Linked DNA regions of Homo sapiens: all the other regions are linked to region 1. A link is a loop called in an ENCODE intact Hi-C map of the cell type or tissue named here. Cell type or tissue: A673. All regions are shown on one strand. Links, peaks and the distances in the headings refer to the core of each region. The heading gives the core; the rest is flanking DNA. Region 1 holds the start of EXT2 (exostosin glycosyltransferase 2). Region 2 overlaps ALKBH3 (alkB homolog 3, alpha-ketoglutarate dependent dioxygenase). Region 3 has its middle 27 kb from the start of CD82. Region 4 overlaps TSPAN18 (tetraspanin 18).

Evidence for each region. Peaks named below come from ENCODE experiments on the same cell type or tissue, not always from the same donor. Only the 100,000 strongest peaks of a DNase experiment are listed, where the experiment ranks them.
Region 2: a loop joins it to region 1, with 8 times the contacts of the local background. A loop is called at or near these places in 8 of 110 quality-filtered maps.
Region 3: a loop joins it to region 1, with 9 times the contacts of the local background. A loop is called at or near these places in 78 of 110 quality-filtered maps.
Region 4: a loop joins it to region 1, with 4 times the contacts of the local background. A loop is called at or near these places in 7 of 110 quality-filtered maps.

The regions. Positions count from the first base shown.
Region 1 is chr11:44,090,804-44,098,341 of GRCh38, forward strand. It overlaps EXT2 (exostosin glycosyltransferase 2), which reads left to right and starts at 4,875. Exons shown (of 14, transcript NM_207122.2): 1 at 4,875-5,049. RefSeq lists a silencer at 4,742-5,361 and an enhancer at 5,782-5,831. In A673, for the core only: CTCF peaks have their summits at 3,657 (motif pointing right) and 4,806 (motif pointing right); DNase peaks (open chromatin) are centred at 3,668, 4,828, 5,278 and 6,218; H3K4me3 peaks cover 2,257 bases; H3K27ac peaks cover 1,234 bases.
Region 2 is chr11:43,886,200-43,893,737 of GRCh38, forward strand. It overlaps ALKBH3 (alkB homolog 3, alpha-ketoglutarate dependent dioxygenase), which reads left to right. Exons shown (of 10, transcript NM_139178.4): 5 at 407-454; 6 at 3,526-3,629; 7 at 5,842-5,930. Among named protein-coding and RNA genes, the nearest start is that of ALKBH3, 9.1 kb to the left of the region's middle. In A673, for the core only: a CTCF peak has its summit at 4,211; a DNase peak (open chromatin) is centred at 4,222.
Region 3 is chr11:44,534,756-44,542,293 of GRCh38, forward strand. It overlaps the pseudogene RPL7AP79. Among named protein-coding and RNA genes, the nearest start is that of CD82, 27 kb to the right of the region's middle. RefSeq lists enhancers at 145-668, 669-1,191, 5,040-5,646 and a silencer at 3,870-3,929. In A673, for the core only: a CTCF peak has its summit at 3,911 (motif pointing left); a DNase peak (open chromatin) is centred at 3,876.
Region 4 is chr11:44,908,140-44,915,677 of GRCh38, forward strand. TSPAN18 (tetraspanin 18) reads left to right here. Exons shown (of 10, transcript NM_130783.5): 5 at 1,566-1,760. Among named protein-coding and RNA genes, the nearest start is that of TP53I11, 39 kb to the right of the region's middle. RefSeq lists enhancers at 2,868-3,724, 7,437-7,536. In A673, for the core only: CTCF peaks have their summits at 3,392 (motif pointing left) and 3,595; a DNase peak (open chromatin) is centred at 3,382.

The DNA of each region.
Region 1 (7,538 bases), core at 2,539-7,538:
CTATTTGTATTTGTCTAAGATATCTTTACTTCCCTGTTATTCTTCAAAGATGGTGTTATTGGGCATACAATTATACATCATTAACTATTGCCCTCTCAGCCTTTTTACTATGATTTTTTGGCTTTAGGTTTTTGTTGTTGAGAAGTCTGCTATTAGTCTCATTGTTAGTTCATTGCAGGTGATCATCTCTGCTCAATTTTGGAAAATTCTTAGCTATCATCTCCTTGGATATTACCTTCACCTCCTTTTCTCTATTCCCTCCTTTTAGATATGTGCCATTTTCTTCATCTCTCCTCTCCCTCTCTTAACTTCTCTTTCCTATATTTAATTCGTTTCCTGTCTTTCAGATCGATCGTTGTTGTTTCTAACCTACTATTTAACTTATGCATTGACTTTTCAATTTCAATGTTTATATTTAGTACATTTTCAGTCTCCTTGGTCTTTTAAAAATATAACATCTTATTTCTTTGTAATGTTTTACATTTCATTTTAAGTCTTTGAGTGGTATAAACATACTTGTTTTATATTTATGTATCATAATTCAATTATATGTAGTTCTTGGGGGTTAAATTTCTGCTGTTTGTGATTTCTGGTGGTTTGTTTTCTCATATGCTTTATAGTTCTGCATTGTGAGTTTACATTTGTCAGGGTTTTATTTGTCAGAATCCTAGGTAGCTTGTGTTGAGGATGTGGGTCTCCAGAGGGGATTTATGTTTCCTTCTGTTGGATGTCTTTGGGTGCTACCAACCTGGGAATACTGTATGTTACTATCCTGGCTTGGAGCTTCCTAGACCATGCTGGTGGTATAAATTCAAACCCCAGATGGTCATAAAGCTTGATTGCTATGAACTGAATGTTCATCCCCTCCCACACCTCCTTCATATGTTGAAGTCCTAATCCCCAGTGTGATGATTATTGGAGGTGGGGCCTTTGGGATGTAATTAGGTCTTGAGGGTGGAATCCTCATGAGTAGGATTAGTGCCCTGACAAGAAGAGACACAGAAAGGTCTTTTTCTCCACCATATGAGAATATAGCAAGAAGGTAACCCTCTGCAAACCAGAAAAAGAGCCCTCATCAGGAACCAAATTGGCCAGCACCTTGATCTTGGACTTCCTAGCCTCTAGAGCTGGGAGAAATAAATTCCTGTTGTTTAAGCCACCCAGTCTGTGGTATTTTTGTTATAGCAGCCCGAACTGACTAAGATATGCGTGTTAAAGATCATCAGTGAGACTCTCTTCTTTTTCCATTCCCTGGACAAGACAGGTAAGTTTCTTTGGTGGATGTTGAGCAAATTTTTTCCAGTATTCCCTGTTGGGTGTAATTCTTTAAGATCCTAGCTTTATGGGTTTCTTTGTATCAGCTTCCTGCCTTGTATGCCCAAGATAGTTGTAGCTTCAATGTCATTTCTATTATTTAAGCTTCATTTTTGACTTTGGATGTTTTCCTTCCTTTTTTTTGTGCGTAAGCTCAGCTATTCACTTGAGAAGGTATTCCTTATATTTCACCTGGTTAGGTGTTTTTTAGCCTACCATGCTGCCTGCCAGTGCTGTTTTAAGCTGAGCCAACCTAAGGTCCCACAGATCAATTATATTATGGAGCCCTTTTCTTTAGAGAATATGCCTTTTTCCATTCTTGGATATCTCTGTTACAGTAGACTCTTGAATAATGTGGGGGTTGGGGTGCCAATCCCCTAAGCAGTTGAAAAATGATGTATAACTTTTGACTCCCCCAAAACTTAACTACTAATAGCCTTCTGTTGACTGGACACCTTACTGATAATGTAAATAGTCTATTAAACATATTTTATATGTTATATATATTAAATACTGTATTCTTACAATAAAGTAAGCAAGAGAAAAGAAAATGTTATTAAGAAAGTCAGGAGGAAGAAAAATATATTTACTATTCATTAAGTGGAAGTCATAACGATCTTCATCCTCCTCATCTTCATGTTGTGTAGGCCAAGGAGGAGAAGGAAGGGGGGTTGGTCTCACTGTCTCAGGAGTGGCAGAGGCAGAATAGGTAGCAGAGGTGGAAAGAGAAGCTGGAGAGGCAGGCACACTTGGTGTAACTTTTGTTGAAAAAAAATCTGCACAGCAGTGGATCTGCAAAGTTTAAACCTGTGTTGTTCAAGAATCAACTGTATTTAGAGGAAGTGCTAAATATGGGATTCAACCCTACACCAGCTCTTTCTCCTAATTGGAAACTCACTTTCCCCTGATGACACTATTTTCCACGAAAGCCATTCCCTTTCTAATCCTGACTTTCATATTTCCTGACTCACTGGGTAAGGGGGTATCTGTGTAATCTTTGCTTTGCCCTGTAACTTCAAATTCAGTAAAGCAGTATCTTTCTACAACCTCTCCTCCTTCAACCACCAGCTACTAAGACGCTTTTCTGCCTTCTCAGAAACTTCAGGTCCTGGCTTATAATTTATTTCCCACTCCTCCCTGAAGTCATCCTTGGATACTTTCGCATCATGTAGCTTCTAATTTCACATCTTCTATATTTTCCCACCTCCCTCACTTGCATGGTTTCTATGCCTAGAAATGTAGCCACACTGGATTGAAAAACACTTGCTCTTTCTGATTGCTTTTCCTTCTTTATTTTTATTTATTACTCTTTTTTTTTGCAGAGATGGGGGTCTCACTTTTTTGCCTAGGCTGGTATTGAACTTGTGGTCTCAAGTGATCCTCCTGCCTCGGCCTCCCAAAGTGCTGGGGTTACAGATGTGAGCCATTCTGCCCAGCTGCTTTTCCTTCTTTAACACATGCTCATGACTTTCTTTCTCTGCCTTGAATGCCCTTTTCACCTCTCTGCTTGTCAAAATACTAAGTGTCCTCCAGGATAAACAAAGATATCAACTGTTGATTGAACTCTTCCTAGATTTTTCCAACTGGATGTCACCTCTTTTTTTTTTTTGAATTCTGTAGCATTTTGTTTATATGCTTCTATGCCACTTTTTACCTTCTCCTTTGAATAATCTTATTGTCTTATTTCTAGTTAGCTCCTCCCAGTGTCTAGGCATCCTTTCTCCATTCAACAACTATTTATTGAGCAATTAACTATATGCCAGGCATTAGGCAAGTTTAAGGTTATAAAAAATGAAGAAGATAGGCAGCATTGTGTGAGGCTGTGCCTCACACAGTTCTTTAACACGGCAAATTCTCATTTTATAAAAGAACAAAGGATTAATTAAAAACATACATGTTTAAAATACAGATAAATATGGAGAAGAAAAAAAGAGGCCACAATCTTCCAGACCAGATAGCTATTGTTGACTTATTTCAAAAAGTGAAAACAATATTCCCTGGGATAAGATAAATTTGGATACAGTTCCAGTGGTGATTGTCACTGCTCTCCACCCATCCAGTTCTCAAATGGGGTGGGTGTGTGCTACATTTTGTATCATTTGCAGGGGGGATTTGATTTGGAAAGCAGAGCAATGCCCCCTTGGATGTGGGGAAGCAGAACATGAGTGTCCCATCCCCAGAATGTCCTCATCCCAATCTCCCTAGATCTGTGACAAGCAGGCATTAACTCACAAAAATATCCCTGGAATCGAGGTTGCTGCCGGAAGCCTCTGTAGGTATCTAGTCTCAGAATCATCACTTTGAATATTTAAGCTATCAGTGACAACTTCCACCAGATGGCGCCAAAGTACATCTGGGACCAGAAGGGATTTGGATCCTGTAGCCAGACCCACAACTCTACCAAACCAACATCGCAGGCCCAGGGGTCATTTCATTAACCTCTCAATAACATCGCTCTGAATTTTAATTTAATTTTTTAGTTTCCACTTACTGCTTTATGACAGCGGTTTTAGTGTGCATGGATAGGGCTAAATCATGTAAATAATAGAGAAAGATACAAAACAAAAATGCGTTTTTTTTTTTTTTTTTTGGAGACAGGGTCTTGCTCTATCACCCAGGCTGGAGTGCAGTGGCACGACCACGGCCCACTGCAGCCTTGACCTCCTGGGCTCAAGCAATCTTCCTGCCTCTGCCTCCTAAGTAGTTGGGACTACAAGCGTGTGCTACGATGCCTAGTTAACTTTTTATTTTTTGTAGAGATGGGGTCTTGCTCTGCTGCCCAGGCTGGTCTCAAACTCTTGGGCTCAAGCGATCCTCTCGTTTAGGCCTCCCCAAATGCTGGAATTACAGGCGTGAGCCACCTTTCCTCGCCATAAATGCTTCCATTTCCGCCTCGACAACTACTCCACCTGAAGCTGTTCATTTCTTCTTGCATTCCTTCCAGAAAAAAGTTATACACATGCCTGAATATAAGCACCTACTTTATATATTTCTCCCTCTTGTTTTTGCATATGCATAGTTTACCTAAAAGTGACTTGCCCGCTGTTTTGGACTACGCTTTGATCTTAACTAATATCTTGGAGATATTTCCTTACCCAAATATATTGCACTATCTCACATTACTCAAATCAATCAAATTCCATAATTTATTTCGATTGTGTCTAGCATTTCGCTATGATTAGAAAGAATGCTGTCATGGAACTTTTTGACAAACATTGTTGAGAATATCCATAGGGCAAACTCCGTACAGAGAGCTTGTTGGAATGAAGGGTACCAGCATTTTCCGTTTGATGGATAGTACCAAATTGCCCTCCAGGAATGTTATACGCTCACCAGAACTGATTATAATAAAACGTCTACATATTTGTTAGTTTTATAAGCAACGCGTGGTGTCTCGTTTGGGTTTAAGGATTCTTTAATTATGAATGAGGCTGTCTGAGCATTTCACTGCGGAGCCTGAGCGCGCCTGCCTGGGAAAACACTGCAGCGGTGCTCGGACTCCTCCTGTCCAGCAGGAGGCGCGGCCCGGCAGCTCCCGCATGCGCAGTGCGCTCGGTGTCAGACGGCCCGGATCCCGGTTACCGGCCCCTCGCTCGCTGCTCGCCAGCCCAGACTCGGCCCTGGCAGTGGCGGCTGGCGATTCGGACCGATCCGACCTGGGCGGAGGTGGCCCGCGCCCCGCGGCATGAGCCGGTGACCAAGCTCGGGGCCGAGCGGGAGGCAGCCGTGGCCGAGGTAAGCGCGGCTCTCCAGGGCGGCGGCCGGGCGGGCGCTGAAGCGAGGGCTCGGGCCTCCGGGGGCCGCTGCTGGGTCGGGACAAGGGCCGAGGGAGCGCGGCCGCGCGGAGGCTCCGTGGAGGCCCGTGGGCTGCGAGAGGCCACCCCCAGCCCCGCCGGGGCTGTGACAATGACTGCCCGCTTTTGGAGCGCTCCGATTTCCACTCCTGCTTCTCCTTCTCCTCCGGCGGCGGCCGCGCTTTCAGCATCTTGGTACCCACCTGTTCTCCTAGCCAACCTTCGCCCCCAGTCCGCTCCTTCCTTTCCTCCTGCGACCCGCCCTCCGCCCTCCGCCGTGACCCCTCCCTTCCTGCTGCCACCTTCCCGCCAGCCACAGGGATCTGATTCCTCCCAGGGGGATGTCCTGCGCCTCAGGGTCCGGTGGTGGCCTGCGGCATCCCTTGCGGTGCCAGAAGCCGTGGGACGAGGTAGGGAAGGGGCCAGGGGCATGTTATGCCGGGGACTGGGTGGTCGGGGGCGTGTTAGGCCGGGGACTGGGTGACCGGGAACTAGATGGCCGGGGGCGTGTTAGGCCGGGGACTGGGTGGCCGGGGTCATGTTGGGCCAGGCACTAGGTGGCTGGGGGCGTGTTAGGCAGGGGACTGGGTGGCCGGGGGCCTGTCAGGACGGGGCAGGAGTATGTTAGACTGCGGACTAGATTGCTGGTGGCATGTTAGGCCAGGGACTAGGTGGCCCGGGGGTGTGTCGGGCCGGGGCCAGGGGCATGTTAGTCTCGGGACTAGGTGGCCAGAAGCACACTGGCTCTGGGCTTCAACTTGAAGTCCAGAGGTGTTTGGGGCTTTGTTACATTCGGTGGGAACCAGATCTAAACACACAATTTTGAGAATCAAAGAATTGCTTGGTGTTACTGATTGGGCAATGCTAATCTAGAAAGGTTCTTGACTTATTTATGTGAAGATATGGTCTTGAAATATGTACATTTAAATTCTTGTAAGTCTTAACTTCTTGTAAGTCAGGTAAGTGCTCTATGTACTTTAACTGGACTTAGTTTGTAACTTTCAGAACTCAAAGGCTATTCACTGTAATAAAATAGATGATTCAGTTTCCATCATTCACTTTCCCCGACTTCCTGGTTGCATGTGAGGGTATGAATGGATAATCAGTTTTGGGGCCAGACTGCCATGCTGTGAATCCTAGCTTTGGCATTTCCAGTTGTGTAATATTGGGCCAGGTACTTAAACTTTCTGTTGTACTATCCCCATCTGTAAAATGAGGGTAATAATAGCTTGGCTTATAGTGCTGTTATGAAGATTAAATAAGTTAACACTATAAAGTGCTTAAAACAGACCCTGGCATGTAGTAAGTGCTTAGTAAGATTTACATATTAATTATGTAATGACACACATTGTCTTATGGTATAATTCCCATGATTAAAAGGGCATTGTTTTTAATTGAAAATAATTTTTAGGGGCATTTAGCCATAACATAACTTTAATTATAAAGAATCCTATCAAGTAAGGCAATGAATTGTGGCTTTTTTTGCTTTTGCTTATATTTGGTTCCTCTGTTTTTCGGAATGGTTGGGTTAAGATCCAGTGTGGCAGTGGCCCCAGGAGTTCAGCTGTAAGGCCCTTTCTAAAAAGGTTAAGAAGAGGCCAGGCGCGGTGGCTCACGCCTGTAATCCCAACACTTTGGGAGGCCGAGGTGGGTGGATCACTTGAGGCCAGGAGTTCAAGACCAGCTGGCCAACATGATGAAAACTTGTCTCTACTAAAAATACAAAAAAATTAGCTGGGTGTGGTAGCACACGCTTGTAATCCCAGCTACTTGGGAGGCTGAGGTTGTAGTGAGTTGAGATTGTGCCACTGCACTCCAGCCTGAGTGACAGAGCAAGACTCCATCTCAAAAAATAAATAAATAAATAAATAAATAAATAAATAAATAAAATAAAAATAAAAAGGTTGAAACGACAAGAGACTGTGACTGAAAACATTGGACTAAGTGGATTGGCTATAACCTGAAGCACCAAGGAAAGATTATTCAGGCAAATTTTAGGAATAAATAATTCCAGGAACAGAAAATGCATCTCATCCTCACAATAGGTTGGGGTTAAAAGACTTTTCCAGTGACTCAGTGCTTGACAGCTAGCCAGATGATTCCAGTGTTTTGCAGGGGCAGGTTTGATGTGTTTCAAGGTGATAAAGTTTGTAGGGCTGAAATTCTTGTTTTGATCCAGGTTATGGTATTGTATGGAATAAACCTTCATTAGTAGAAGATTCCTTTCAGTCTGTCATCTTCCGGGGATTTTAACTTCTTGGTGGTAGGGAGCAGTCTCACTGGACAGAGAGATTATGACTTGTTTCCTCGGATGATGGTTTGGAGATACTCCATCTCTCTGTGCTTTGGCATGTGAAAACTGTTTTGGGAGGATTGGTTCTGTGTGTTACAGGGGTGAGGTTGGAGTGTCCTGAGTCGGGAGCACTGTCA
Region 2 (7,538 bases), core at 1,631-6,630, 210 kb before region 1:
CTGAAAGCAACAGAAGCCCAGAGCCCTGAGATGTGCTTGCTGCCTGTTAAATGTATCCCCTATTCCACATTCTCCAGAGGAGTGCTCTATTTGAAACCTCTTTGTGCAATAGATTCCTGGACCATATCTGCCTCAATTATGGGTAAAATATAAAGGAGTAGAATCAGAATTGATTTTATCCCAGTTTTTGTCTCCATGGCCTGATACTGTCACAGTTCCATTCCAGTGCCATTAATGATATACCATGATCTTCTCAGTGGTAGAAGAAGGTGGGGATTATGCCTCTCTCATAACTAAATGACTTTGGTGAGCCAGGACTTTGGCAGTTCAGAAGGATAACTCTTCCACTGGGTATAGCATATTGTTTTGCCTCAAACTAACAAGTCTGTTTCCTTTGTTTCTTTAGCAGAGAGGGTGTGTATGAAATCAGCCTGTCACCCACAGGTGTATCTAGGTAAGCAAATCCTCACAAGAAGTGACCGTAATTATCACTGAGTTATAGTCTCTTAAAATAGTTTACTCCCCTAGAGAAAGAAAATGTAGTACATATACATTATGGAATACTATGCAGCCATTAAAAGGAATGAAAGCATGTCCTTTGCGGGAACATGGATGGAACTAGAGATCTTTATCATCAGCAAACTAACGTGGGAACAGAAAACCAAATACTGCATGTTCTCACTTGTAAGTGGGAGCCGAATGATGAGAACACAGGGACACACAGAAGGGAACAATAGACACTGGGGCTTGTCGGTGGGTGGAGGGTGGGAGGAGGGAGAGGAACAGGAAAAATAACTAATGGGCACTAGACTTAACACCTGGGTGATGAAATAATCTGTATAACAAACCCCTATGACAAAAGCGTACCTATATAACAAACCTGCATATGTACCCCAAACTTAAAGTTTAAAAAAGTCTACTCCCTTATTTCAAATAGGTAACTTCTGCCCCTTAAATTCTTGGGGAGCAAAAATTTGATAATATCTCCTTTTTATTAGTATTTCTAGCATCAAAATATTTTCAGGTATAGTTCCTAACCTTTCTGTCAGATATAGTAGCTGCTATTTCCCAAGTTTTTTAGATGAGGAAATGAGACCTAGGAAGATTGAATATTTTTTTCTTTTTGAGACAGAGTTTTGCTTTTGTTGCCCAGGCTGGAGTGCAATGGTGCTATCTTGGCTCACTGTAACCTCTACCTCCTGGGTTCAAGAGATTCTCCTGCCTCAGCCTCCCAAGTAGCTGGGATTACAGGCATGTGCCACCAAGCCTGGCTACTTTTTTCGTATTTTTAATAGAGATGGGGTTTCATCATGTTGGTCAGGCTGGTCTCGAACTCCTGACCTCAGGTGATCCACCTGCCCCACCTTAGCCTCTCAAAGTGCTGGGATTACAGGTGTGAGCCACCACGTCTGGCCTGAATATTTTTTCTTAGTGCCACATAATAACTTGACATTAGAATTGCGCCTAGCCTGGACTTCTGTGCTGTGAGTGCTACATTATATTATTATACTTCATGTATATTACATATTGTAGATTATTGTGTATAATGTTACAAATTGCTACACTAGGGTAAATTTCTTTTTTTGTTTTTTTTTGTTTTGTGTTTTGAGACAGAGTCTCACTCTGTCACTCAAGCTGGAGTGCAGTGGCGTGATCTCCACTCACTGCAAGCTCCGCCTCCAGGGTTCACGCCATTCTTCTGCCTCAGCCTCCCGAGTAGCTGGGACTACAGGCACGTGCCACCATGCCCAGCTAATTTTTTTTTTTTTTTGTATTTTTAGTAGAGACGAGGTTTCACCGTGTTATTCAGCATGGTCTCGATCTCTTGACCTCGTGATCCACCTGCCTTGGCCTCCCAAAGTGCTGGGATTACAGGCATGAGCCACTGCGCCTGGCAGTCTTTCTGTTTTTGAGACAGGGTCTGGCTCTGTCACCTAGGCTGGGGTGCAGTGGCACGATCTCAGCTCATTGCAACTTCTGCCTCCTGGGCTCAAGCCACCCTCCCACTTCAGCCTCCGAGTAGCTGGGATTACAGGTGTGCGCCACCACACCTGGCTAATTTTGTATTTTTGTTTGTTTGTTTGTTAGTGATGGGGTTTCGCCATGTTGCCCAGGCTGGCCTTGAACTCCTGGGCTCAAGTGATCTGCCCGCCTTGGCCTCCCAAAGTGCTGGGATTACAGGCGTAAGCCACCATACGTGGCCTAGGATAGATTTCAGTAGTTAAAGCATATACTATTTAGGGTATATTAGGCATTAGTCATTGTTTTAAAAACATTTAAAAACATTGAAACATTAACATCGCCTTAATGCATGAGTATACTAATTGTCACTATAAAATAATGAGACATTTAAAACAAATAGAACTTACACATCTAGATGAATTTCTTCAGAGGAGCTTCTGCTGGAACAATGGCTCTGCCATGGTTATAACCTTTTTTGGAACTGTTATTTTAAAGCAAGTCACTCAAGAAAACCAGTTTTATTGTTTTGGTCATATCTCATTGTTAACTAGATACGGCTTCAGGTAAGCTTTGGCTCTTTCACAAAATCAGATGCACCTTCAAAGAGTGAAGATTTGCTACCAAGGCAGTTTAAGAGAATCTTCCGTGGGCTTTCAGAAGGTATCTTAAGAAAGATATCCAAAATTATTTTGAGCTGCGTTGGCATTGTTGAAATAAACACATATTCAGTGGGAGAAAGAACCCTCATTAGCTGTGTTTATTTTGATACAGTCATAATGAGCTGTAGCTTTTCCTAGAATTAGCATAGTCTCAGAAGACTACCAATTGTTTAAATAAAACAGGGCCAGGCATTTTATTAGTTATTCTTTTTTTTTTCTTTTTTCGAGATGGAGTTTTGCTGTTGTAGCCCAGGCTAGAGTGCAATGGTGTCATCTCAGCTCACTGCAACCTCCACCCCCGGGTTCAAGCGATTCTCCTGCCTTAGCCTCCCAAGTAGTTGGAACTACAGGCATGCGCCACCACGCCCAGCTGATTTTGTATTTTTGGTAGACGGGGTTTCACCATGTTGGTCAGGCTGGTCTCGAACTCCTGACCTCAGGTGATCCACCCGCTTGAGCCTCCCAAAGTGCTGGGATTACAGGCTTGAGCCACTGTGCCTGGACTTATTATTCTATTTACTCTTCACAGTGAATCTATGAGGTTGATGTCATCTCAGGTTACAGATGAGAAAACCAAAGTTCAGAGAGGTTCAGTAACTTGCCCAGGGTTTCACAGCTAAGCAGTACTGAAATACTGTTTGAATTATGATCTATAAAAGCCCTCACCTATCATCCCTTTATCCTTCATTGCCTCTTTTATTTGTCCCAACATGAAAGGAGTTTATTTTATATCTGGAGCCTCATGACCTGGGTGATGTTAGGCTCTGCTTGCTGTGGGAGCTGTGGTAAGATGATTTCATGTACCCATTAGAGGCTGCATCCAGATTAACTGTTTCCACTAACATTTAGAGTCTAACTTATCTTTTCCATGTTTTTTGGTTAACAATGTTCATTCTGCACCCAGGGTCTGTTTGTATCCTGGCTTTGTTGACGTGAAAGAAGCTGACTGGATATTGGAACAGCTTTGTCAAGATGTTCCCTGGAAACAGAGGACTGGCATCAGAGAGGGTAAGTAGATCCCAGAGGTCACAGTTGGTGCTGCGTGTTCTCCCTCTCTGGAATGTTTCCTAGTACCATCACTTCTGCTCACCAAAGCTAGTCTTAAACAGAAATTCAAAACCTGAGATCCTAAGAAAGTAGAATTAGCCAAAAAGGACAGGGAAGAGTATTCCAGGCAGGAGAAACAGCAGGTGGAAGGCCCAGAGATCAGAGAGAACATGGCAGGAGGATAGAGGTGAGAGTTCAAGGAACCAAAGGAAATTTGGTTGGCTGAACTATGGCTGACATACTTATCTCCTTTTGTGTTTGTTCACTGACTTGCTTCAAATGGTGCCAACTTTTTCCTTTCTTCATAGAAAATTACAGAGCTTTCTTTTTTTCTTATCCTATTTTGCATACATTCTTTCACACTCCTTGCTGACTTTGTATTCTTCTTTAACTTTTGCCAGAAGAGTCCAGTCTCCTCTAGCTTCAGCATCTGTACTCTCCTGAGCTTGTAAAAGTGACACGGCAGTTTGTTACCTGAGTTGGAACCTGAATCTCTGCGGGCATCCACAAGCCAACAGTGCCTGTTATACCACAGGCGGTCACTTGGGGGCGTCTGTACTCTAGCATCGAATTTTTTTCTGGCACATTGAGTGAATTTAAATTTTCTGTAAAGAGGCAAAGTATATATAGTTGTCCCTCAGTATCCACAGGGGATTGTTCCCTGTGGATACTGAAATTCATGTATGCTCAAATCCTTTCATAAAAACTATCATAGTGGCTGGGCGTGGTGGCTTACGCCTGTAATCCCAGCACTTTGGGAGGCCGAGGCAGGTGGATCATGAGGTCAGGAGATCGAGACCATCCTGGCTAACATGATGAAACCCCATCTCTACTAACAATACAAAAATTAGCCAGGCATGGTGGTGCGCACCTGTAGTCCCAGCTACTCGGGAGGCTGAGGCAGGAGAATTGCTTGAATCCGGGAGGCAGAGGTTGCAGTGAGCCGAGATCGCGCCACTGCACTCCAGCCTGGTAATAGAGTGAGACTCCGTCTCAAAAAAAAATAAAATAACTATCATAGTATGTGCATATAACCTATGCACATCCTCTAGTATCCTTTAAATCATCTCTAGATCACTTATAATACCTAATACGATGTAAGTGCTATGTAAATAGTTGTTATACTGTTTTTTATTGTGGTATTGTTATTTGTAATTTTTATATATTTTTTGAGTATTTTTGATCCATGGTTTGAGTATTTTTGATCCATGGTGGATGTGGAACCCACAGATATGAAAGACCAACTGTACTGGCTTCATTTTTGTTACTCATGCATCAGAATAGGAGTCAGCTTTCTCTCAGCCTTCAGGACAGCCTTCTCTCAACTCCCACAGTTTCTGCAGCAGGGCTTTTGGTGACAGACATGGCTTTGATTGTTGGCTCTTTCATTCAAAGTAGTTGTTAATTTTAAGCAAATTACAGTTAAGTAACTCTCTGATCCCTGGTTTTCTTATCAGTAAAATTAAATTAATAACAATGTCTTTCTTATAAGGTGGTTGTGTTAATACAATGAGATAACGCATGAGATTGCCTGGTACATAGTAAGCCTTCAGTGAGTATTAGCTGCTGCTATTATTATTATTATTATTGTTCTTATTGTTGTGGCTGATACCAGTTATGGGAAAAAGAGTAGATCTATGGATAACTGCTTCTCTAAATTGGAACATCAAAGCCTTCTGATGAAAATCAGCTGCATGCCACAGTTGGTCAGGGCACTTTTTCCTCCCTTGAATCAAAAAGGTTTACACAACATTGCACACATGAATGAGCAGTTTGTCTTGTTTCTCACATGGATGTTGGTGCCACAAATTTCTGCAGACAGGGGTTCAGTCTCCATATTCTGCTTTTTGAGACCGTCCCTAGTCTGAGCCCCACTGTTCCCCAGTGTGACTCTTTGCCCTCTCTTGTTTATGTCATCACTAATACAAGCAAGTCACCCACATTCTCATCTCAGAGCCTTTGCCCATGTGGTGTCTGCCAACATAGTGGTTTCTCTTGTCCATTCTACTTGCAAAGTCCCATATCTTCTGTGAAGGTGGAACTTTGGGTCACAGCCCATTCTTACTTTTCTTTTGTATTTCTCATAGCACATTGCAAGGCACAAAGTTGGCACTCAGTAGTAACACCTTAAATAGCATTAAACCATTTCAAAGGCCTGTATTTTCTTTCTTAGATATAACTTATCAGCAACCAAGACTTACAGCATGGTATGGAGAACTTCCTTACACTTATTCAAGAATCACTATGGAACCAAATCCTCACGTATGTCAACATATTGTCATTGGTATGGTTTTATAGACTATATACTATGTGTTGAGTGCTATAAAATAACAACAAATTACCTTGCAGAGATTCATGCTGGTTCCTAGTTCAAAAAACCTCTCTGGGTTGAAACATTGAGTCTTTGTGCTTGTCATCCTTCATGTGCTAGAGGATGAGAAAAAACTAGAACTAGAGTAAACTGAACCAGAGTCTAGCATTTCAGGAAAATGAACTATTTCTTCTCCTAATATCCCTCTTTCCCAAGCTTTTCTAGCTGTATTCCTTCTGTGTACACCCTGGTATGCATTTGCTGTGGGGCTGAGTCCTTATGACTGACGAGTGAGGTCAATATGCCTTTTTCTGTTTCTCAGGCTCTTTTGCTATTTGTGAAAAAAAATCTGATGTTTTTCTTGTTAACTTTGTATTTATTCTATGGCTGCAGTTCTCAGACTTCCGTCTGATTTTGCTTTGGCTTGTTTCTGCTGCTGCTTTTGCTTTTAAAAAATTTCCATGAAAGTAGATGAAGATATTCTAGTATATAAATTAAGCTCATCCAGGGGATAGAGTTAAGGTCCAAGAAATAGCTCCCTGTTTAGTTCCTGGAATCTTGCCTTTGGCAAATAATGTTATGTTTTATTGAAAGAGACTTTGAAGAAAATGGAGTTTTGCTTATGGCATTGGGATACACAGAAATGTGACACATTTCAGAGCTTCTAGAAATTTGTAATTGCAAGCTACCACTTTACTAAAATTTCAGGGAGAAAACATTGACTGAGGGAACATGGCCTTTTCACGTAAGGAGATAGCTGCATGCTTTGGTTTCAAGGGCTGCATTTAGAATGTGAGCCAGGGAAGTGCCGAGACCCTTTATATCTGAGGTTGATTTTGAAACGTGGAGATAATAGAATTAGGCCAGTCCAACATAGCCTGCTTTCCTTGTTTCTGTCAGAGTTAATTTATCTTCTTGTCAGTAGTCATAGCAGAGAATTTGAGGATTAAATGGGCTGTGGGGAAGTTCTTTCTCATTCATTCTAGTTAATCTTTTAAAACAAGATTTCTCAACCTCAGTAGTATTGCCATTTTGGGCTGGATAATTCTTTCTTGTGGGTCTATCCCTTGCATTGTAGGATGTTTACCAGTATGCATGACCTCCACCTGTTAGATGTCAGTGGCACCCCTCACCCAGCTGTGACAACCAAAACCAACTCAAGACATTGTTAAACATCTGGGGGGGCAAAATTGCCCCTGGTTAAGAACCAGTGGGAATAAACACAGGATCTGCTGAGTAAAGTAGCCTCTTATTGTCCGACATTTTGGGAACATTTTGACAACTCTTCAAAATAATTTATGACAATCCTTTTTTTTAAATGTTGGTAGTATGTGCTTATTGAAAATTTAGAAACTGCACATAAACAGGAAGAATATTAAAATTCTTGATAATTCTACCCCATGTTTTGGTTCCAATCTTGTTATTTTAGACAAATATACCTAGAGAATCTTTTTTTCTGTAACAATAAAATAGTCCAGGTGTGGTGGCTCATGTCTATAATCCCAACACTTTGGGAGGTCAAGGTGGAAGGATTGCTTGAGGCCAGGAGTTCATAACCA
Region 3 (7,538 bases), core at 1,532-6,531, 440 kb after region 1:
AGGTTCAGGTTGGAGGGGCAGCAAATAGAAACTTCCTCATTGGTTTAATCAGAAGAAAGGAAAAGAGTAAAGCGACAACTCTCAACAACTCTCTGGCTTGGTGACCCTATGCTAAGTAGTGCCGGGTCTTTATAGCTCTCTGAAGTCAGCCTGCGGAACTCCGGGATGTGAATATTGACCTTCCCTGGAGCACACTTTGGGGCTTTCTAGGTTTCTTTCCTGCTCTGTTTCCAAGCTGAACACAGAGGCATCTAAAGCAGCTCAAGACGTGATCTAAGTGGTCTGTAAATACCCCAGAGGGATCCCTTTCCCTTACCTCCCCCTTTTCATTCCATACATCTGCACTTTGTCTTGCCTTGCTTCCTGCCCCAGCCAGGTGAGATGGTCCCTGGTGGGGGCTGGAGTCGGTGCAGATGGGACAGAGGGAGGGTCTGATCAGGCATCCAGTTGGAGGGAGGGTTGATAGACGTTTGGAATGGACCTGCCTCTGCTCCTATGCATGGACAACTGGAGGATCTGGGCGCCTCGAGGGCGGGGCTGGGTTTTAGCCGTACTGAAACCTTGCTGTCCCGTTCAGAGGCCAGGCCTGGTGGGTATGTAGGAAGGTAACTAAATAGCCTGCAAGCCGATTGGGCACAGCTAATTCCCAAGGCAGCTGCGAGATGGCAGAATTCCAGTGAGGACAGGAGAAGCCGGCAGAAGTCTGGGCAGGGCAGGAGGACCCTCAACGCTCACCCCGGGCTAGGCCAATGGGTGGTACAACTCCTGGGGGCGCTCCTTGTGTTGCCTTCCATGAAATGGTACCTGCTGGGGTTGTGCAATGCTCAGCCTTGCCTGGGGTCCCGAGTTTTGGGTTGCCTCGTGGTGCTGTCCAGGAAGGGGGAGCTAAGCTATGTCTAACGTGGACCCCTGCCTATAGCAAAAGGGCTTCCTAAAAGGCCAGGCACTGGAACTGGCCTGGGCTGGGGCTGAAGGCTGGCTTTACTGTGTCCCAACTGTATGACCTTGGGCTAACTGCTTAAATCTTTCTGTGCCTCGGTTTCCCCATCTGTAAAATGGGGACAGATTAAATGAGCTAATACAAAAAAGTGCTTAGAATAGGGACTGGATTGTCAGTCCTCAATACATGTTAGCTTTCATAATAAATGCTGTTGTGGTCATTATTATTATTTTCCTTGGCCAGTGAGTTGGAGAAGGAGTTTGGTTCAGGAGGGACATGATGTAGTGAGGACAGGCAGAGATGGGAGTGGGAGATGGACACCACCTGTGTCTGGCCCCGAGCTGGACACAGGGAGCAAGTGATGAGGCCTGCAGGAAAAGCTCAGCCAGAGAATGTTATGATGCAGAAGAGGGAGGAGGGGCAGCCCACAAGGACTCAGGAAAGCTCCGGGATGACCTGTAATCCCAGCACTTTGGGAGACCAAGGTAGGCAGATCACTTGAGGTCAGGAGTTCGAAACCAGCCTGGCCAACATGGTGAAACCCCGTCTCTACCAAAAACGCACAAAATTAGCCAGGCATGGTGGCGGGTGCCTGTAGTCCCAGCTACTCAGGAGGCTGAGGCAGGAGAATTGCTTGAGCCCGAGAGGCAGAAGTTGCAGTGAGCCGAGGTCATGCCACTGCACTCCAGCCTGGGCAACAAGAGCAAGACTCCGTCTCAAAAAAAAAAAAAAAAAAAAGAGATAGAGAGAGAAAAGAAAGGATCTAGCAATATGTATGTAAGGTGCTGGGTGCTTATACATTTTATCTCATTTAATATTCACGTGTTGAGGACATTTAATATTGTTGATGATTATATTCCTATCATCAACGACTGTTATTATCCCTGTTAGGGATGAAGAGACTGAGGGTCACAAAGGGGAAGTAATTTTCTCAAGGTCACGCAGCTGGGAGGTGGTGGAGACAGGAGTAGAACCGTCACCCACCCTGCGGGTTACCATCCGCGGGTGGGAAGGGTGGGTGCGCTGGGCTGAGAACTGGGGCAGGTCTCCTCCGGGCTCTGCCTCTGTGTTGCTGTGTGATCTCGACTCGGAGCTTCTTGCCCCTCTTCTGTGGAATGAAAGGGGAGCGAAGGAGGAGGGTGTCTGAGGGGCGAGAGATGAGCCTGGAAGAGAAGCAAGGGCGGGCAGGGGGGGCTGTGACCTCAGCAGGCGGGGTGAGGTCCCAGCTCAGGAGCATCCTGGGAGCTCTGGTGGACCTGGCCTGGAGCTAATTAGCTGCTGGGAGGGGAAGTGCAAGGGCGGCGACCTTGTGGGGCGGGCCAGCCTCCCGCTGGCCCTGACACTAAGCCCAGCACCCACGAACATCTGGCCCGCTTTCATGCAGGCCTGGAGAGAGGCTCTGTCTGAGGGTCAGAGGTGGGGTGCAGATTGTCAGGGAGGACCTAGCTCTGCCCTGGGAGTTATGGGACCTTGGACCAGTTTCCCCATCCATCCCGGTGATAGATGAAGCCGGCAGCCCCCTCCGTGGGCCCCCTTCCAAACCTCACATTCCCTGGGCCTGTGAGTGTGGGGAGAGGTCAGGGAGATAGGACATCCCTGGAGGCCTAGGGATGTGGGGCGAGGCCTGTGGGAGGACAGCTGAGGTGAACCGGGAAGAGGACTGCAGTGTCATGAAGACTTGTGCTTAGAAAGAGCCTTGTAGGTCCGGGTGCGGTGGCTCACGCCTATAATCCCAGCACTTTGGGAGGCCAAGGCGGGTGGATCACCAGGTCAGGAGTTCGAGACCAGCCTGACCAACATGGAGAAACCCCATCTCCACTAAAAATACAAAAAATCCATAGCCGGGTGTGGTGGCGCATCCCTGTAGTCCCAGCTACTCAGGAGGCTGAGGCAGGAGAATTGCTTGAACTCAGGAGGCGGAGGTTGCAGTAAGCCGAGATCACGCTACTGCACTCCAGCCTGGGTGACCGAGTGAGACTCCCTCTCAAAAAAAGAGCCTTGGAGAGCTAGCCCATGGTTTGAGCCACTTAGGATCACCACAGTGGAGGGGTGGCCAAGGGAGTGAGGTCCTTGTCCTGTCATCCTAGGCTCCAACGGCTTTCTTTGTCTGCCTCCGTGTCTGTCTTCCCCACTGGGTGTGGCAGAGTCAGGCCTCTACTGCTAAGCCTGAAAATGCCCGACTCAGGCCAGCCCCATTTGACAGAGAGAAAGGCCCAGAGAGGGGAAGGGACTTGCTTGAGCCACAGCCAAGGAGGCTGAGGGGACTGCGGTGACAGAGGAGCGCCACCTCCATCTCCCTATCCATGTAACTCCAGCGCGTCTGCCTCTGAGGAAAAGAGACCTGCAGCCTACCCGGATGTGCTCATGCCAGCGCAGAAGAGTGTGTCCAAGGTGTGGTCTCCCTGGACCACTGGCTCTCCTGGCATCTTCCGTAGGAACCTACGCAGCTCCATGTGTTCTTCACTCCTGGTTTCTCCCTTCTCAGAATTCCAGGCTGCTGAGTTTTTCATTTCGCCGTCCCTCAGAGAGGCAGAATCCGTGTGTTGGGGAAGTCTGGAGATGCCCCTGGACTTCCCTGGGAGGTGCAACTTAAAAACAAAGAAACAAAACCGCAAATCCAACGCCTATCAACTGTCAGGTGTGGCCTGACAACATCCCGATGTCCCGTCGTAGCAGGATTGCCCCCGCTTTGGAGGGGAGGAAACCAAGGCTCAGAGAGGAAATGGGCGCTCCTGGTGTCCCCCGCTGGGAGTAGAACTCAAGCCTGGAGGCTCCAAGCAGCCTGTGGCCTGCTCTGGTGAGGTTTTTCGCACCTCTCCCAGGGCCTCCTTCCTCCCCGACGCAGAACAACTCGGATCTGCTGGTCCCACGGCGTCCTCAGGTCTCATCGGACCGTCAGTGGGCCTGGACAGCAGTGAGCAGGGCCCAGACGGCCGTTTCAGAGACAAGGGCGACACCTGCTGGAGATAAGTGAGCACGACATGCTAAGGCCAGGGGCGCATTCACTGCCTGGCTTCCTTTCTCCCTTGATGGGTGTTTATTGAAGGCCTGCTAGATGCAGCATCTCCAAGGTGTCAGAGACACTGAATGAAACCTGGTCTTTACCCCACAAGAGATTCCCAGCCAAATATAGAAGGTGCATAGCAATAATTGCAATGTAAAGTATGAAAACCAATGGTTTTCACTTTTTCCCCGCTTTTAATCAGTGGAAATAAATTCCTGTGTGAAAATGTAGTTAATAGGCCAGGTGCAGTGACTCACACCTGTAATCCCGACACTTTGGGAGGCCAAGGCAGAAGGATTGCTGGAGCTCAGGAGTTTGAGACCAGCCTGGCAACACAGCGAAACTGCGTCTCGACCAAAAATACAAAAGTTGGCGGAGTGTGGTGGCATGCACTTATGGTCCCAGCTACTCCAGAGGCTGAGGTGGGAGGATTGTTTGAGCCTTGGAGGTCAAAGCTGCAGTGAGCTGAGATTGCGCCACTGCACCCCAGCCTGGGTGACAGAGTGAGACCCTGTCACCAAGAAAACCAAAAGCAAAATCAAAAAAAGTAATTGACAATAGTAGCCAACACTTAGCGAGCACTTACTGTGTGCTAGGCATGGTCCTGAGCGCCTTATTTGAATGAACTCATTTATTCCTCCCAACAACCCTTAGGAGGCAGGTACAACATTAGCTTCGCTTTACAGATGAGGAGACTAATGATCAAAGAATGCGAGTAACCTGGCCAGGGTCATGAAGCTTGAAAGATGCAGAGTCAGGTTTTGAATGCAGGCCGCCTGGCTTTGAAGCCTTGACCTTCATCTCAAGGTTATGGGACTGCCTCTCTGTACACCTGGTACAAGTAAGGCTTCTCTGGCAGTAGGGGTTGGGGGGATGTGAAGTTAGGAACCACACTTGCTCTGCCCATCCCCCACCTCCTCTGGATTCCTAAGGAACCATCAAAAGCTGCCGACCCCAGTGTGGAAATCAGTGCATGCATGACATCGATAGGTCTTAAGCAGGGAAGAGGGAAAATTCTTTTTGAAGGAGAATTTGTATCATTTTAATGATTTTTATGTACAGAAAATGAAAGTGTACATTTAACCCAGTTAAGTGGCAAGTTCTTTAACCTTTGCCTTTTCCAACTTGGCAATGCAAGCCATAGATTTGGGACCCAGGATATTGCCTCCCCAGTGACGACGGATATCATCATATCTGTCGTTGTAATTAGTCCTGACAGCTTCCACCAGCTTCATCAAAACTCCTTTGTCTTCTGAGTTAACCTGTGTGAAGGCAACAGTGGTGCAGGTCTTCCTGTGGACTGGACGTTCCAGTCTTGCCTTCCCCTTGATAATGCAATCAGAGACCCACATTTTACAATGCAGGGCAGGCAGGAAGACAACAAGCTCGATGGGATCCTCGTCATGTCAAGTGCTACTCAAAATGGTTAGGCCCATTGTCTCCAAGCTACCTGCTGAGAGGTGATCGGCCTAGCATGCACACTCTTCTCTGCGGGAAGCAGCAGGCTGGCAACCAAACGTCTGTTCACATGCAGTCATCACTGGCTGAGCCTTCTTGTTCTCCACCAAGGGGTAACGGTGTTGACTCCTGCTTGAAGGACAGGTAGTCTCTTAGTGAGGATGTCCCCTTTGCTGTCAGCTTTCTTCTCAGCCTGGGCCAACAGCCTCTGCTTCTACTCTTGCTTTGTCTCTGGTCTGTATTTGTGGGTCAGCTTAGGCAGCTGAGTAGCTGGTGGTCCAGGTCCTGGGTGAACTGGTTAATCACAGGGGGCACTTTCAGCCACTTATAGAGGATGGCTCTCTGCCGCTGCAACCTGATATAGCAGGGCCATTTCACAAAGCGGCTGAGGTCACTTTTGGGCTGGATGTCCAGTGCCAAAATTCTTAGGCCTTTTCTTAACAGAGGGGATTCACCACTTTCTTGGTCTCCTGCTTCTCCATGACAGCAGGGGCCGGGGCCACTTTCTTCCCCCTGCGCTTCTTTCCTCTTGGCATCTTGGGAAGGTGGAGGAGCAGAAGAAAATAGATTTATGTGTTGCAATGGTTACTCTAGGGGTGGAGCAAGGAACTCAAACCAGAAGCTGTGATCAGATTTGGGAGGTGAACTGGGGAGGGAGTAGAGGGCACAAGAGCAGAGGAGGAAGGATGATCTGTGTTCACTGAGGAGATCACGTGGTCATAAGCTTGATTTTTAACTTACTTGGAGTGAGGTATGTGTCTAATTTGTCTCTTGAGCCAATCAATTTATTCACAGCCATTTGTAGAACATCTACTATTCACTGTTCTCAATGCTGGGGACACAGTGGGAAACAAGGACATAGGTCCTGCTTTTATGAGGCTTACACTCTTGTTGTGGGAGGGGGTCTAATAATGACCTAATAAGTAAATAAGATGAAGATGGTGATAAATATCATAGGGCAGATAAAGCAAAGCAATGTGCTGAGAGAGGCCAACCCAGCTGGTTTGAATTCTTACGCTGCCACTGGCTGTGCAGATCTAGGAACTGAGTGTTTCTGGCAGAGGGAATGGCAGATGCAAAGGCCCCGAGGTGGGAAGGTGCTTGGGGCATTAGAGAAACAGAAAGTGTGACTGAAGCATGAGAGGAGAGGAGGTCAGACAACTAGGCGGGGGTTAGAGCACATGCCTAGAGAAAAAAAAAAAAGCTTTGATTTTTGTCCAGGGCAATAAAACACTGTAGGAAAGTTTGGGGCAGAAACATGATAAGGTCTGATTTGCATTTGTAAAGTATCACTCTGACTGCTGAGAGGAGAAGGATTGTAGGGTGGCAAGAGTGAAAGCCAGGCTAAGTGTGGTGGCTCACGCCCATAATCCCAGCATTTTGGCAGATCCAGGTGAGAAGATCACTCAAGGCCAGGAGACCATCCTGGGCAACATAGCAAGACCCTGTCTCTAAAAAAAAAAAAAAAAAATTATCTGGGTGTGGTGGCACGTTTGTAGTTCCAGCTACTCAGGAGGCTGAGGTGGGAGGATCACTTGAGCCCAGGAGTTGGAGGCTGGCTGCGGTAAGCCGTGATCACACCACTGTACTCCTGCCCAGACAACAGAGTGAGACCTTATCTCCAAAAATAAAAAATAAAAATAAAAAAGACTGAAACCAGGGAGTTGAGTTGTCCAGTTAGGAGATGATTGCATTAAGCCAGGAGGGCGATGACGGTGACTTGGAACAAAAGGGTGGAAGGAGGCAGATCAAAAGCATTGGAAGGTAGAGGTGGCTGGGCTTACTGAAGGGCTGGAAATCGGGGTGGATGGGGAAGATATGTCAAAGGAAGGAACCAAGGGTATGTCCTAGAATTTGCACCGTGGATGAATGGTGCTGTGACTTACTTAGATGAGGATGACAGGAGGAACAGGTGTGGGGCAGATGCTAAAGGGAAGAAGAGTTCCACATGTGGTTGCATGAGAAGAGATGAGACATAAAAATGCATATATGAGTCCAGGAACTGTTGAACAGATCAGATCTGGAATTATAAATCTAGCTGTCATCTCATGAAGAAAAGGTGATCCATGACCAGGGAGAAGTGATTCACAATTCTATATCCAGCCATAAAAAGAGCTCCCATCGATATCGCTATTA
Region 4 (7,538 bases), core at 1,028-6,027, 820 kb after region 1:
CCTTCTCTTTCCCCTGCTGGGTCCTTCAGGCCTCTCCACTGGACTCCTGCCCTAAGGTCGCCTACAAATGCCCCTTGCCCAAAGCCATCAGCTCTCTTCAGCTTGCAGTCCTGCTCAGCCAAGCCAAAGCCCAGCAGTTTTCCTGTCGCCCAGCTGTCAACCCTCACACAGGCCTCTTGGGCCTCCGGTCCTCCCACCACACAAAGGGATTTCAAATACTTTACAGCCCGCAAATCCCATGGTGCCAAACTTTGGTTCTTCCCACAACAGATCTGCTTCTAATACTTATCTGTGCCCAAGAAAAATGGAATAGGCTGGGCGCAGTGGCTCACACCTGTAATCCCAACATTTTGGGAGGCCAAGGCAGGAGGATCACTTGAGCCCAGGAGTTTGAGACCAGCCTGGGCAACATGGCAAAATTCAGTCTCTATAGAAAAATACAAAAATTAGCCGGGTGTAGTGGCATGTGCCTGTAGTCCCAGTTACTTGGGAGGCTGAGGTAGAGGATGACTTGGGCCCAGGAGGTCAAGGCTGCAGTGAGATGTGATCCCGCCACTGCACTCCAGCCTGGGTAGCAGAGCAAGACTGTCTCAAAAAAGAAAGAAAGAGAGAGAGAGAGAGAGAGAAAGGAGAAAGAAAGAAAGAAAGAAAGAAAGAAAGAAAGAAAGAAAGAAAGAAAGAAAGAAAGAAAAAGAAAAATGGAGCAGATATTTATTGAAATCTGCTAAACGCCTTCTATCCTTTCTTCCTTAGGGCTGCCTTAGGATGAAGGTGTTTGAGTCTTCTTTTGACCACAAGGAAGCTAAAAGGCTCAGACAGATTTTGACACTTGCCTAGGGTCACACAACTAATAAGTGGCACAGCTCTCTCTCTAGACTACGCTGCCTCTTTCCAAAGATAAATAAGGCATAGAGAGCCCATGTTGATGGAGACATAAATAAGAAATCTTTTGAGCTATGGATTTGAGAGTGGGGAGCCCACTCTCAAGTTGGAACCTCACTGAGAGTCCCATGGGGGACAATGACGATGACTTGGTCTGTGTCTTCCCAGCCCCTAGCATGGGTGGTGCAAACACAGCATAGGGCTGACTCAGAGCATGTTCATGGACCTTTGTTTAGGGTGTTGAGGCTGGAGTCAGGGGGCCTGCGACCAAACTCTGACTCTGCCATGAACTTGCTGTGTGACCTTCAGCAAGTTGTTGGTTCCCTCTGTATGGAATCAGAGGGTTGGACTAGATGACCTCCTAATCCTACAGGTCTGACATTTCAAGAGAAGATAAAATTGGCAAATAGCCTTTATGTGATACAGCCCGAGGTGGGGCTTGGGTCGGAAATTGGATTTAGAGGATGCGTGTTGCACTTAAGGTCACGGCAGCTAGAAAAATTAAAAGCAATTCAAGGTGCGGCTGGGACTCACTGGCTCTCGCCGCAGGTGAATTCCTGCCTGGCTCACCTAGTGCTTGATGCCTCTGACCCTGGGGCTGGCTCAGGGGAGTGGTGGGTCAGAAGTGCCTAACCTCCCTTTCTGCCTGTTTCTCCTCCCAACTCCTCCACTGGCCCGAGCAGCTGGGCGGGGCCTGCCTGCTGGCCATCGGCATCTGGGTCATGGTGGACCCCACCGGCTTCCGGGAGATCGTGGCTGCCAATCCTCTGCTCCTCACGGGCGCCTACATCCTCCTGGCCATGGGGGGCCTGCTCTTTCTGCTCGGCTTCCTGGGCTGCTGCGGGGCCGTCCGTGAGAACAAGTGTCTGCTGCTATTTGTGAGTACCCCAGCCCCCACCCCATCCATGGGTGCTCTGAGGGGTGTCAGGGATTGGCTGCAGACTCCCAGGCCCTGCCTGGCTTCCATTCAGACCAGTGCTTCCCAAACTGGGGCGGGCTGTCAAAGCAGAAGGGATCATGGAGATGAGCACGTCTGACCCCACTCATTTGGTAGTCAATGGTCCTGAAACCCTGAGACATTCAGCAACTTGCCCAGAGTCCCATGGAGTTGGCAGCAGAGGGGATGATACAGACGCTAGGTCAGGGCCCCTGCAGTGCCTCAGGCTGCCTCTTCCCATGCCTTTGGGACCTGTTTTCTCCCTGGGGTAGCCCTTCCTCTCTCCCACTTCATTTTGCTGCTTTCCTGCAGTCAATCCAGGACCCTTGGCTTAACACACACCTAGTCTGTGTCCGCATGCCAGGAAACTCAGAATAAGGTTTGTGCCACATAGGTCCACCTCCAGGGGTGGGGCGGTCCCCAGCCTTTTCCATCTGCCTTGGTGGCCCCAGCTTCCAGAGCCTGCTTTTGCAGTGGGCCCGTGCCTGCAGTGGGTGAGCTGGCCCAGATGGCGGGGGCCTTGGCATCCAGGTCTGAACAACCAGGTTTCTCCAAGGCATGGTCAGCTGAGAGCACTGACATTGACCTTGATGTTTTTCCACTTGCTTGCTATTAAAAACTCTAATATATAACTCCTTAGTAACATCGCTAAGATGCCTAGTGGATGAGGCCTTCCCCTTGTAGATATGCAATTCTGAAACGGTATGATATGGCCTCTGAAGGTTTCTTATTCATCAAGTAAGTAGCCCTTGAACTCCTATCATGCGCATGTAGTTCACTGGGTGCTGAAGATATGTCGGGGACCAGGAGTGATGGTCCCTTCCCTCACAGACAGGCACAGGGGAGGCAGCCGAGCCGTGCGGATGAGCTGGGCAGTGGGCAGGCCTGGTTTGAGGGTACTCCCTGCTCCATCCCCTAAGGGTGTGCCTCCCATCTAGTTCCCCAACCTCCCAGAGCAGCCATGTCTTCTTGTTAAACGAGGGGGCCGACCAGCTCAGCTATAGATCACAGCCAAACCAGACAAGCAGTGGGTCTTCTCGTTCTCGAGTCTCCTGGATTCCCATGGGTGGTGGCGCTTGGGGCCTCCGCCTGCTTTCCTGTGCTGGGTGGATGGGTCTTCTCTAAGAGGTCCTGGACTTGGAGAACTTCTGGGCTGAGCCCAGTCCCGCTACAGGGTAAGTTAAAAACAGCCCTGTTTAGAGAAGCGTGGGTGTGTCTGGGTAAGCTTGCGGATGCTCCTCATGGGCGAATTCGTGGGCGGAGTTAAATGACAGGGAGAACTGGGCTGGTTGGCTGGGGGGCTCCCTTGCAAGGTTCTGTAGATAAGCCAGCACCAGCAGTGCTGGGAGGAGAGACCTGGCACCATACCTCCTCCCCAGACGAGAGCACACTGCACGGCCCCATTTGTGTCCCGGTGAGATGCTCCCCATCCAAAGGAAGTGAAGTCAGCTGCGAAATGAGTGACAAGGAGCCTTGGGCCTATTTGTCCTTCAACAGCGCAAACACTGCAGACTTCATTTGAAGAGAAACAAAGAAAAACTTTGAGCGCCCCCTGGTGGACAATTCTCTACAGCTTGTCACGGTGCTCGCAGAAGTCTTGGCTGGGGAGCCCGAGGGGACTTTAAAAGGAGCTTGGATATGGGTCCCAGAACAGACCCAGCCTCCCTTTCCCCCTCCTCACCTCGGCCCCCAGGGACTCATTCATTGTTAATGGGCTCGGCTCTGAAGCCAAGACAGGAAGCCAGGCTGGTGTTCTTGGCTGGGAGCAGGCTGGAGCGGCTCTAGTCTCCTCCAGTAAGTGGCTGCCTGCAAACCTGCCAGCCGCCCCAGGACGTCCTCCCTCCCGTGCTATGCGAGGCAGGACTGAGGCCCAGGGGTAGGAGATGTGTCCACGATCCTCCCGAGAGAGGTGATCCTGGCTGCCAGGCTGGGGGCCCTTCGACAAGGCCTGATGGCAGATCCTTCCCCTTCCCCTCCCCACCCCCGCCTCTCTCCCTTTGTCCCCCTTCTTTCTGCCTATCTCTGTGTAGCTCCCTTTCCTCTCTGCCTCTGTCCTCCCCATCTCTGTCCTTTTTTTTTTCGAGACAGGGTCTCAGTCTGTGGCCCAAGCTGGTGTGCAGCAGTGTGATCTCAGCTCACTGCAGCCTCAACCTCCTAGCCTCAAGTGATCCTCCCACCTCAGCCCCCCGAGTAGCTGGGAACACAGGCACGTACTGTCACGCCCAGCTAATTTTTGTATTTTTTGTAGAAACAGGGTTTTACCATGTTGCTCAGGCTGGTCTTGAACTCCTGGGCTCAAATGATCCACCGCCTCGGCCTCTCAGAGTGTTGGGATTCCAGGCGGGCACCACACACTTGGCCTTGTCTTTCTCTTGATCTCTGTTTTTATTCCTACGCCCTTTCCTTGTCCCTGTCCTGATCTCTCCCTCCCCGTTTCCCTGTCTCTCTCTCCACTTCCCCTGCTTGCCCTCCCCTCTCTAGGGCCCCGCCCACACAAGCCTGAGGTCACAGTGTGGGTCAGAGGCAAAGGACGCTTGGATCAAGGTCTTCTGGCTCCCAGACCAGGGCTATCCACAGGCTCTGGATAGCCTGGAATGGACTCCAAAATTTACCTAAAATTATATGCAAAATGTTATGTTATGTCAGGTCCTGTGTATGTGTATTGTGTATACATGGATTGTGTGCATACTCATGTGTATGGGTACAGTGTGTATGTGCACGTGTGTTGTATGTGCATGTATGTTGTGTTCTATCGTGTGTGTTTGTGTGTACATGTGTGCATTGCTTTGTGCATATGTACACGTGCATGGGTGTTGTATGTGCATGGGTGTTATGCATGCATGGGTGTTATACGTGCATGGGCGTTACATGTGCATGGGTGTCATGTGTGCGTGGGTGCACATATATATGCATGTGCACATGTGCCTGTGTGTGCACATGTGTGTTGTGTGTGCATGTGTGTTGTGTGCATGGGGGTTGGGGGGGTTCTGTGAGTGTTTCCAGAGAAAGGCACCAAAGTTTCTGGAAGGTTTTCAAAAAGGTTTATGCCCTAAAAAATAAGAAAAACCACTTCTCCCTTCCCGGCTGAACCTGGACCTAACTGTGTGGTGGTTCCAACCGAAGAGGGCATGGAGCCTCACCCCTGGCAGCTTCTGGGATCCTTCTAGAAGCCTTTCACTGCTTTCTCAGCCTGTCAGAAAGGAGAGAAGGCTTGTCTTGAGAGGGGCCAAAAGAGTGACTTTAGTCAGCCCAGGAAACCTGGCTCAAAGGTTCACAAAGCAAGGAGGCCTTGAGATGGGGCTGACTGTCCCCTTCCCTCTGCTCTGAGACTGAAGTCCTACAGGACCTGGGGACAATCAGTCTAATGACCAGACCACCTAATGATCAATTTATCTATCTAAAGGTCCATTTCCCAAATACTCGTGTTGATCAGTATTACAGCACTCACATGCAATAGGACAATTTCAGCCTCCTATTGAAAATTTGTGGCATCCCTTTTTCTCATTTGCTTACCTTTGAGTATTTCAAGGATTTTTTTAAGCCAACTTATTTAAAAATTCTAATTTTAAAAATATTTTATAATGAAGGCAAGCTCAACTGGAAAAAAGAACAGCAAAAAGAGATGAGTATATTCAAAAAAGATAAATGAGCTGAATTGTACATGCAGTATGTAAATTTGGTAAATATTTATTAGAAATGGGAACTGTGAGCAGACATTGCCTATAAGCAGATGGGTTAGAAAAGCCTGGAAATGTTCCCAACTAGACAACATAGCAGTTTCCTCCCCTTTGCTAATTTTTCCATCCTAAGGAAAGTGATGCAAATTAGAGGATCAGGAATGGCTGACAAAGGTGTCCTTAGGCAAATGGGATGCAAACCCTGGGAAAGGCCTTGATGAGGGGAAGCCCCAGGAATGGCTGGGTCCAGGGGAATTCCCCAAAGGACTTTAACACTGGTAAACTGTCTTAAGCAGGAGGACATTTTCATGCTGGAGAAGGGCGAGTTGGCAGAGGTGGCATTGTGACTGCCATGGGCACCTCAGCCTTGCACTTTGGTTCACAGGATTCACACTCCCACATACTCAAGTCATGCCCAGGCCTTGGGCTTGGGGAGGCCCACTTCCTCCAGTCCACGGCTTCCCAGGTTTATTCTTATATCTCATCTCCTGATGCTTCAGCTCAATGGAAACTCCATGAAGATGGGGACTGAGTCTGCCTTGTATGCATTTATTTGCCAATACCTAGCACAGTGCCTGGCACAGAGCAGGTGCTCAGTAAACAGCCCCGGAGCCAAGGAACAGAGAGGAGGTGGTAGCAGAGGTTTGGCTAAGAGCATGGACTTTGGAGTCAGAAAAGCCCGGGCTCTAACTCCTGCTCTGTCATTTCCTGGCTGTATGACCTGGGGCTGGTCACTTAACCACTCTAAACCTTAGATTCCTCATATACAAAATGAGGATAATCATACTTCCTTCCCAGCCATAGTGTTGCATTCATGATCCAGTGGGAAATGCATGTTTTGCTTGGCTGTGTTTGTGGGATGCCTAAGCACTCTATAAATGGGAAACTAGAAGAATTGGTGCTGAGCCTCAGGAGGCTTTGCAGGCCATGTAGAAACCATAAGACCTCGGGGCTCCTGTGGCTTCCAGGGTAACATGGTGATGAGAGGCTGTGTTCTGCAATCAGAGTTCTTGGGGTGAAGTCCCAGAGGTACTGCCCACCAGCTATGCCAGCTTGGGCCGAGTACTGTTCCTCTCAGCCACAATCCGCTCTCAGTAAAATGGGGGTGTTGCTGATAATAGCATCTGTCTCACTAGATGAGAGGGCTTGATGAGATGATCCATGTAAGATCCGCAGTGTCTGGGTAGCAAGGACTCAGCAGGTAGCTATTGCTATTTTTCCAGAGCCGCCCACACCAGCACTTGTCTTCGGGAAGGATGTGCTTCCTCTGGGCTCTAAGTAACCATCTGAGCAGCTCTCATGTCATGCCGGTCTTGCGAGAAGCACCGCACCTGCATTACCTCGTGGAAGCCATGCGCAGTCATCCTGGATGGCACACACACATCCCAGAGTGACGGGCACACAGAGTACACGAGGCCTGTGATCTGCTTCGTCCATTATTTATCACTGTCCAGGCCGAGGCTGGTGGGCACGCCAGCTCCAGCTCATTGCCGTGGATGGAAACCATTTCTGAGGCTGCTCCTTGCCAGCCTGGGGACCTGCCAGTGGCTCCAGTGAGAGGGCAGAGGGTGGGGAGGGGCTCCTCATAGAGGACCCATGTAATGGAAGCGGATGGCCATCCATCACCAGCCAAATGGAAATGCCAGGACCCCTGCCAGCGGCCTCCGTCACTGTCACAGGGGAGGCGAGGCTGCAGAGGCAGAAAACACATCACTCAGCAGCCACTGAGCCCAGAGCCCCCCACCCTCCTGGAAATGAGAATTGTAGGAGTGGCAGAATGGACCATGGGCATTGTGACCTGGGGCACAGGAGGCTTCCCCCACCCCACCCTCATCATACTCTGCACTGGTTGGGGAACTCTGCTCCCTGACCTCAGCTGGAGGTCAGTCCCTTCTTCAGGAAGCACAGGAGCATCTGGCCTGGTGTCCCTCATCCAGATGTGCCAGCAGGCCACCCAGCAAACCTCAGCCAGGCAACCTGCTGACCTGTGGAGACAGACTCATGGGCTCAGAAGAGAGTGACAGAGCAATCCCTGAGCCTCG